Regions from separate parts of the Homo sapiens genome. Here region 1 is linked to region 2. Evidence: chromatin contacts called from ENCODE Hi-C or POLR2A ChIA-PET data. All regions are on one chromosome and are shown on one strand. The core of a region is the stretch at or near the end of the contact, and the rest is flanking DNA. Distances in the headings are between cores, read along the strand shown.

Region 1 (2,995 bases), core at 440-2,939, 53 kb after region 2:
TAACATAATATTTTTGGAGGAAACTGAAGTATAAGGTACTATAAGAAAAATTCAGCTAAGCAGCAATAATAAAGAATGGATATGCAGTAACTGGAACAAAGTCCATCCATCAGCTATTATCAACTTGATATCCATCCTCCAGGGCCTAGAAGAAACTTAGCACACCTAGTGAAAATCAGTCTATGGGTCTGTAAGAGATTACATTTGTTATTTATCTACTTTTGTTTTCTAATCCTCCTTATTTTAGTACTCCTTTTGATGGGATATTTATTCAAAGGATATTGATGGATATGAATATATTTTTATTCCCTCAGTCTGTGGATATGGCTGTAAGAGATGTAGCTTGACTGGGAAGAGGGTACGTGGATGGTTGAGGATTAGAAAGGTGCCAAATTATTCAGATTTTTAATTTTTTTGATTAATAAAAATAACATTTACATCTCAAAGTTATAAAAGGAACTTGCTGTTACAGGTATTCCATGGTTTATTTTGGTAATGGATTTGATAAACCATTTGATTTCCAAGAAGCTGAACACTTGTGTTCCATTTAGCAATTTGGAATAAGGTTCCCAAATGGCACTATGATATTCTGGGATTCTGGGGAGGTCACAATTTTGCTTTTTTTTTTGAGATGGAGTCTCACTCTGTCGCCCAGGCTGGAGTGCAGTGGCGCAATCTCGGCCCACTGCAACCTCTGCCTCCCGGGTTCAAGCAATTCTCCTGCCTCAGCTTCCTGAGTAGCTGGTACTACAGATGCCTGCCACTACGCCCAGCTAATTTTTTGTATTTTTAGTAGAGACAGGGTTTCATCATGTTGGCCAGGCTTGTCTCGAATTCCTGACGTTCAAGTGATCCACCCACCTCAGCCTCCCAAAGTCCTGGGATTATAGGCATGAGCCACCGTGCTTGGCCTATTTTATAATTTATTAGAGAGAATAAACCCACTATAAAGGATGAAACTCTTTGGATGATCGTTCTCTGTCTGATCGTATATGGGATAAAGTCCATCCAAAATCACTTGGGCACTGAGAAACCTCTGCTATCTTATCTGGATCCACTTTTGTACTTTGTATTTTACCTCTAGTTCACTTTCTCCGTTCCCACTCCCACTCCAAAGGATCACCAATCCCCTGGGCTCATTAAATTTCTGGCTTGGATTATGTGGAGTGATTAATGGCAGTGGGCCTGGTACATGTGGAGGTCAGCGTGCTGAGCATCCTGCATGTCAGCGACAAAAACACCCGCGTGCATCCACCAACTCACTCTTCGCCTCCACAGCCACAATTTATTCATCCCAGAGTACACTCAACCATCTGCTATTTATTTTGTTTTCTTTAAGCATTATTTCCTTCAATTTGCTAAGCCAGGGCACAGGTGAAAAGTGGTAAGAAGCAAAGGGGAGCTGTTGTTGATGGACACAGGAGGGGTGAGTTGAGCTCCCCATGAGGAAGAGCATTCGGCTCCACAGAAAGGGCCTAACCGTATTGCTGAATACTTAAATCCCTGCCTAATAGGAGCATTTGGGCCAGGCCCAATCATAACTAGCTAAGGCTAGACTCCTGGGGTGAGGAGTGTAAAGCTGGTGAGTTTTAAGCATCCTTAATAGTAGCCCTGTAATAAACTGATGCTCTGAATCTTTGCTAGAGTCTGCACAAGACTGGGCTATAAATTTTACATTTGGCAAAGTGACTCATAAAGAAACACCCACCTGATTTCAGACACGCATTTTTGGCAGTCAGGGCACTTGCTAAATTAGCTATGGTTCTGTTTTTAGCTGCTTTCTTTCTCTGCTGAAAATACGATGATTCTATCTGGACAGTACAGTTTCACAACTCAGTCCTCTAGCGCTGCTTACTAGTCCATCTTTTGGACTGGGAAATACCGGAGTTTGCTTCCTTTTTAAGTGCCGAAAACACTGGAACACATTTTATTATTATCAGTTTTAATCTATAAGGTTCTGGCCCTGTGAGTTGTTTTCTTCACGAGAGTAGCTATAATAAATGGATTATCAAAATGCATTTGAGCTAACAATCTCTGTTATTACAGAGTGATAAAAACATAAAACCACTTTTTCATCAGGAAGAGGTGAAGTGTCTCTTGTCTGGGGAGGTCCAGTGTTGATTTGAGGAACTTGGGTCAAGCTGGTATTTGACCTTTGGCAGGAGGCTGCCCTGGGTCTTATATTCTCAACAAACTGGGCCCAAGACAATAGTGTGCTTTATAGCCCAGAGCCCGATCACTGTGTTTCTCCAAGGAAGACCTCAAGCTGAAAAGCCAACATGCCTGACAACCACCATCAAGGTACCAAGGGCATAAGCACTAGACACTGGAAAACAAATGGAAAAGCACACACAGCTACATCTGGAATCCTAATGGGCCGCCAATGGTTCCCAGCTAAAGGAAGAATTACCCATGTTATTTTATCATCCCTTGCGCTAACTTTGCTGTTTATGTACAGCAATAAATGATTTTTTAAAAACATATTTGGGTCATTATGTCATATACCACCAGCAAGTAAGGTTGTTTTATTGTGCTTGGAGTCAAAATACACTGCTATACCCAGATGTACGGGAAGTTTAAAAATCTCTTGTCCTTCTGTATTCATTTCTCTTGGACAAATGAGTTAAGTTTTTAAAAGGAAAATTGAGAATTTTTATGGCTTTTACTCCCACCTTGCCAGTAAAATTTGCACCAGTATTTTTCTACCCAGCAAAGGTGCCTGGCCAATGATAACACTAAATACAAATGCAGAAAGCCAAACATCTTCCAACCAACAGGAAATGCCAGAGATTTTTTTTTCCTTTTTTGGAACACTTTTAGCAAGTTGGATTCTTCTGCCAAGGCTGTGCTATAATCAAAAAGTAGCTGCAGATCAAGAATATGAAGTGAAACCTGGAGGTTCAAGCCAATTCTTCCCATACAATGATATGTGAATTTCTACCTTTATTTCTGCTTGCTGCAAGCAGTTTTAAATTTCACCTGCTCTATTAAGCCT
Region 2 (3,415 bases), core at 573-3,072:
GATACCCTTTCTTCCAGTTGATCGAATTGGCTACTGAAGCTTGTGCAAGTGTCACATAGTTCTCATGCCATGGTTATCAGCACTGTCAGGTCATTTAAGGTCTTCTCTATGCTGTTTACTCTAGTTAGCCATTCATCTCTTCTCTCAACTCATCAAACTCATTCTCTGTCCAGCTTTGTTCCATTGCTGGAGAGGAGCTGCATTCCTTTGGAGGAGAAGAGGCGCTCTGATTTAAGAAAACCTAGGCAATACCATTCCGGACATAGGCATGGGCAAGGATTTCATGACTAAAACACCAAAAGCAATGGCAACAAAAGCCAAATTGACAAATGGAATCCAATTAAACTAAAGAGCTTCTGCACAGCAAAAGAAACTACCATCAGAGTGAACAGGCAACCTACAGAATGGGAGAAAATTTTTACAATCTACCCATCGGACAAAGGGCTAATATCCAGAATCTACAAAGAACTTAAGTTTACAAGAAAAAATCAAACAAACCCATCAAAAAGTGGGCAAAGTATATGAACAGACACTTCTCAAAAGAAGACATTTAGGCAGCCAATAGACACATGAAAAAATGCTCATGATCACTGGCCATCAGAGAAATGCAAATCAAAAACCACAATGAGATACCATCTCACACCAGTTAGAATGGTGATCATTAAAAAGTCAGGAAACTACAGGTGCTGGAGAAGATGTGGAGAAATAGGAACGCTTTTACACTGCTCTTGGGACTGTAAACTAGTTCAATCACTGTGGAAGACAGCGTGGCGATTCCTCAAGGATCTGTAACTAGAAATATCATTTGACCCAGCCATACCATTACTTGGTCTATACCCAGAGGATTATAAATTATGCTACTATAAAGACACATGCACACGTATGTTTATTGCAGCACTATTCACAATAGCAAAGACTTGGAACCAACCCAAATGTCCAACAATGATAGACTGGATTAAGAAAATGTGGCACATATACACCATGGAATGCTATGCAGCCATAAAAAAGGATAAGTTCATGTCCTTTGTAGGAACATGGATGAAGCTGGAAACCATCATTCTCAGCAAACTATCGCAAGGACAGAAAACCAAACACCGCGTGTTCTCACTCATAGGTGGGAATTGAACAATGAGAACACTTGGACACAGGGTGGGGAACATCACACACTGGGGCCTGTCGTGGGGTGGGGGGAAAAGGGAGGGATAGCATTAGGAGATATAGCTAATGTAAATGACGAGTTAATGGGTGCAGCATACCAACATGGCACATGTATACATATGTAACAAACCTGCACCTTGTGCACATGTACCCTAGAACTTAAAGTATAATAATAAAAATAAAATTAAATTAAAAAAATAAATAAAAAACTGTTGAATTATTTGATCCACTCAATACCTAACAGGCGAGTTGATGTATCTACTGATTTTAATCCTCACAATTATACTGAACTGAATGATTGTTTTGGTGTCATGCACACAACACGCTTAAGTTTTCCATTGGCCATGCCTATGATTTTGTGTCCTTTAAGGTATGACTATAGTGATCCCATATAGTCAAATATCTGGGAAGTTCTTGCAAAACATGGAGAGTATCTATTACTGTCAACATGATGTGATCTCATTATTTACAAGTAAAAGTTCAGCACCAAATTATAGAACAGATTTCAGAATAGAATCAAACTATAGAACAGATTTTAAACTCATTTTCAAATAAGTTTTATGCTATGAGGAAGTTATTTCAAAATATTCCATCACAGAAAGTGTGACTCATTGAGAATCCAAATTATTCATTGTGTATTATGACTAACATTCTTAATGTGAACATTCCTTAATGAGTAAACCTGCAGTGTACAAAAATAGTAAAATATTATTCAAATATCACCACATAGTAACCTCCTTTTCATCCTGTTGGGGCTCGCACACATGGAACAAAGAACAAAATTTTAAAAATAAGCACAGGGCCATCTAAGCAGTAGAATTTTTAACCATGAAAGGTTTTAGTATTTATTAGGTGGACTGATTTTTTTTTAATTGGCTGTACCGGGTGCAGTAATCACACCACTTTGGGAGGCCAAGGCAGATGGATTGCTTGAGCTCAGGAGTTCAAGACCAGCCTGACCAACATGGCAAAACCCTGTCTCTATCAAAAATACAAAAATTAGCTGGGCATGGTGGCACACACCTGTAGTCCCAGCTACTCTGGGGGTGAGATGGGAGGATCGCTTGAGCCTGGGAGCCAGAGGTTGCAGTAAGCCAAAACGGCGACACTGCACTCCAGCCTGGGCCATAGAGTGAGACTCCATCTCAACAAAAAACAACAACAACAACAACAAACAAAACAAAAGGCTAATGCAGATATATCTTACTAAATAATATCCCTCTTCAAGTGTGTTTCAAGAGGAACACACTTGTTTGTCCTACTTTACTTTCCCAAGCCTAAATTAAAGATTAAAAATAATTTCCTTTGAGTTTTTTCAAAATAGGCTAAAGGAATGGCTAATAACCATAAAGTATGATTGAATAATGCTCCAAAATTAACAGTTGGCCTTTCATTTGATATTAACTATCTCTAGACATTAATCCTATAAAGTTTTTAAAAAGAAAAGTTACTTTTCTCTTCACTTGACATTTAAGAGTCTTGAATACAAAACCCTGAAACATGATATAAAGATGTTCTAGATAGCATACACTTACGAAGTGCATTTTCAATGAGTAGTCCATATTCCTGGGTTCACTCTCAGAGCACTGCTTCTTTCTTTCACTTACTTTTATTCTAAAATTAGATATGGGAGGAAGGAATCATAGTCTTTCTGTTATGCTTCTGATTCATTTATTTCACAAATACATTTGGGTACCTACTATATGCCAGACATTAGTGTAGGTGCTAATATACAGCAGTAAACAAAACAGTCAAAAACCTCCCCTCAGAAGCTTCTACTTTTCTTACCCCAATATTTACAGTACTCTATTATGAAAAAGTAAAGAAACAAAAAATATGTGGAAAAAAGAGAATGCTTACACAATGCTGGTGAAAATGTAAGTTAGTTCAACCCCTGTAGAAAACAGTATGGAGATTTCTCAAAGTACTAAAACAGAACTACCTTTTGATCCAGCAATCCCATGACTGGGTATCTACCCAAAGGAAAAGAAATAATTTCACCAAAAATCACCTGCACTCGAATGTTTATTGCACCACTATTCACAATACCAAAGTCATGGAATCAACCTGTGTCCATGAATGGTTAAGTGGATAAAGAAAACGTGTGGTATATATATATACACAACGGAATACTAGGCAGCCCTAAATAAGAATGGAATCATATCCTTTGCAGTAACATGGATGGAGCTGGAGGGCATTATCCTATGTGAAATAACTCTGAAATGGAAAGTCAATTACTACACGTTCTCACTTATAA

What was found. A loop is a pair of places that touch in the nucleus more often than their neighbours do. ChIA-PET counts read pairs that join two places held with the same protein, here RNA polymerase II (POLR2A). Pooled maps may share reads with other maps.
Region 1: a loop to region 2 is called in a map of PC-3, with 3 times the contacts of the local background. The contact joins two enhancer-like sites. A Hi-C loop is called at or near these places in 4 of 168 maps with a recorded cell type or tissue (PC-3, aorta, ascending aorta and 1 more) and 4 of 50 pooled maps. POLR2A ChIA-PET finds 5 or more read pairs at or near these places in 3 of 52 experiments (IMR-90, MCF 10A and activated T-cell).

Annotation. Positions count from the first base shown.
Region 1 is chr14:37,033,407-37,036,401 of GRCh38, forward strand. All of the region lies in intron 1 of SLC25A21 (solute carrier family 25 member 21), which reads right to left. Among named protein-coding and RNA genes, the nearest start is that of MIR4503, 83 kb to the left of the region's middle. Within about 2 kb of position 1,690, at least 2 of the 41 ENCODE cell types and tissues checked have a DNase peak (open chromatin) inside an H3K27ac peak, as active enhancers do.
Region 2 is chr14:36,980,509-36,983,923 of GRCh38, forward strand. The region is part of intron 1 of SLC25A21 (solute carrier family 25 member 21); the gene reads right to left. Among named protein-coding and RNA genes, the nearest start is that of MIR4503, 30 kb to the left of the region's middle. Within about 2 kb of position 1,823, at least 4 of the 41 ENCODE cell types and tissues checked have a DNase peak (open chromatin) inside an H3K27ac peak, as active enhancers do.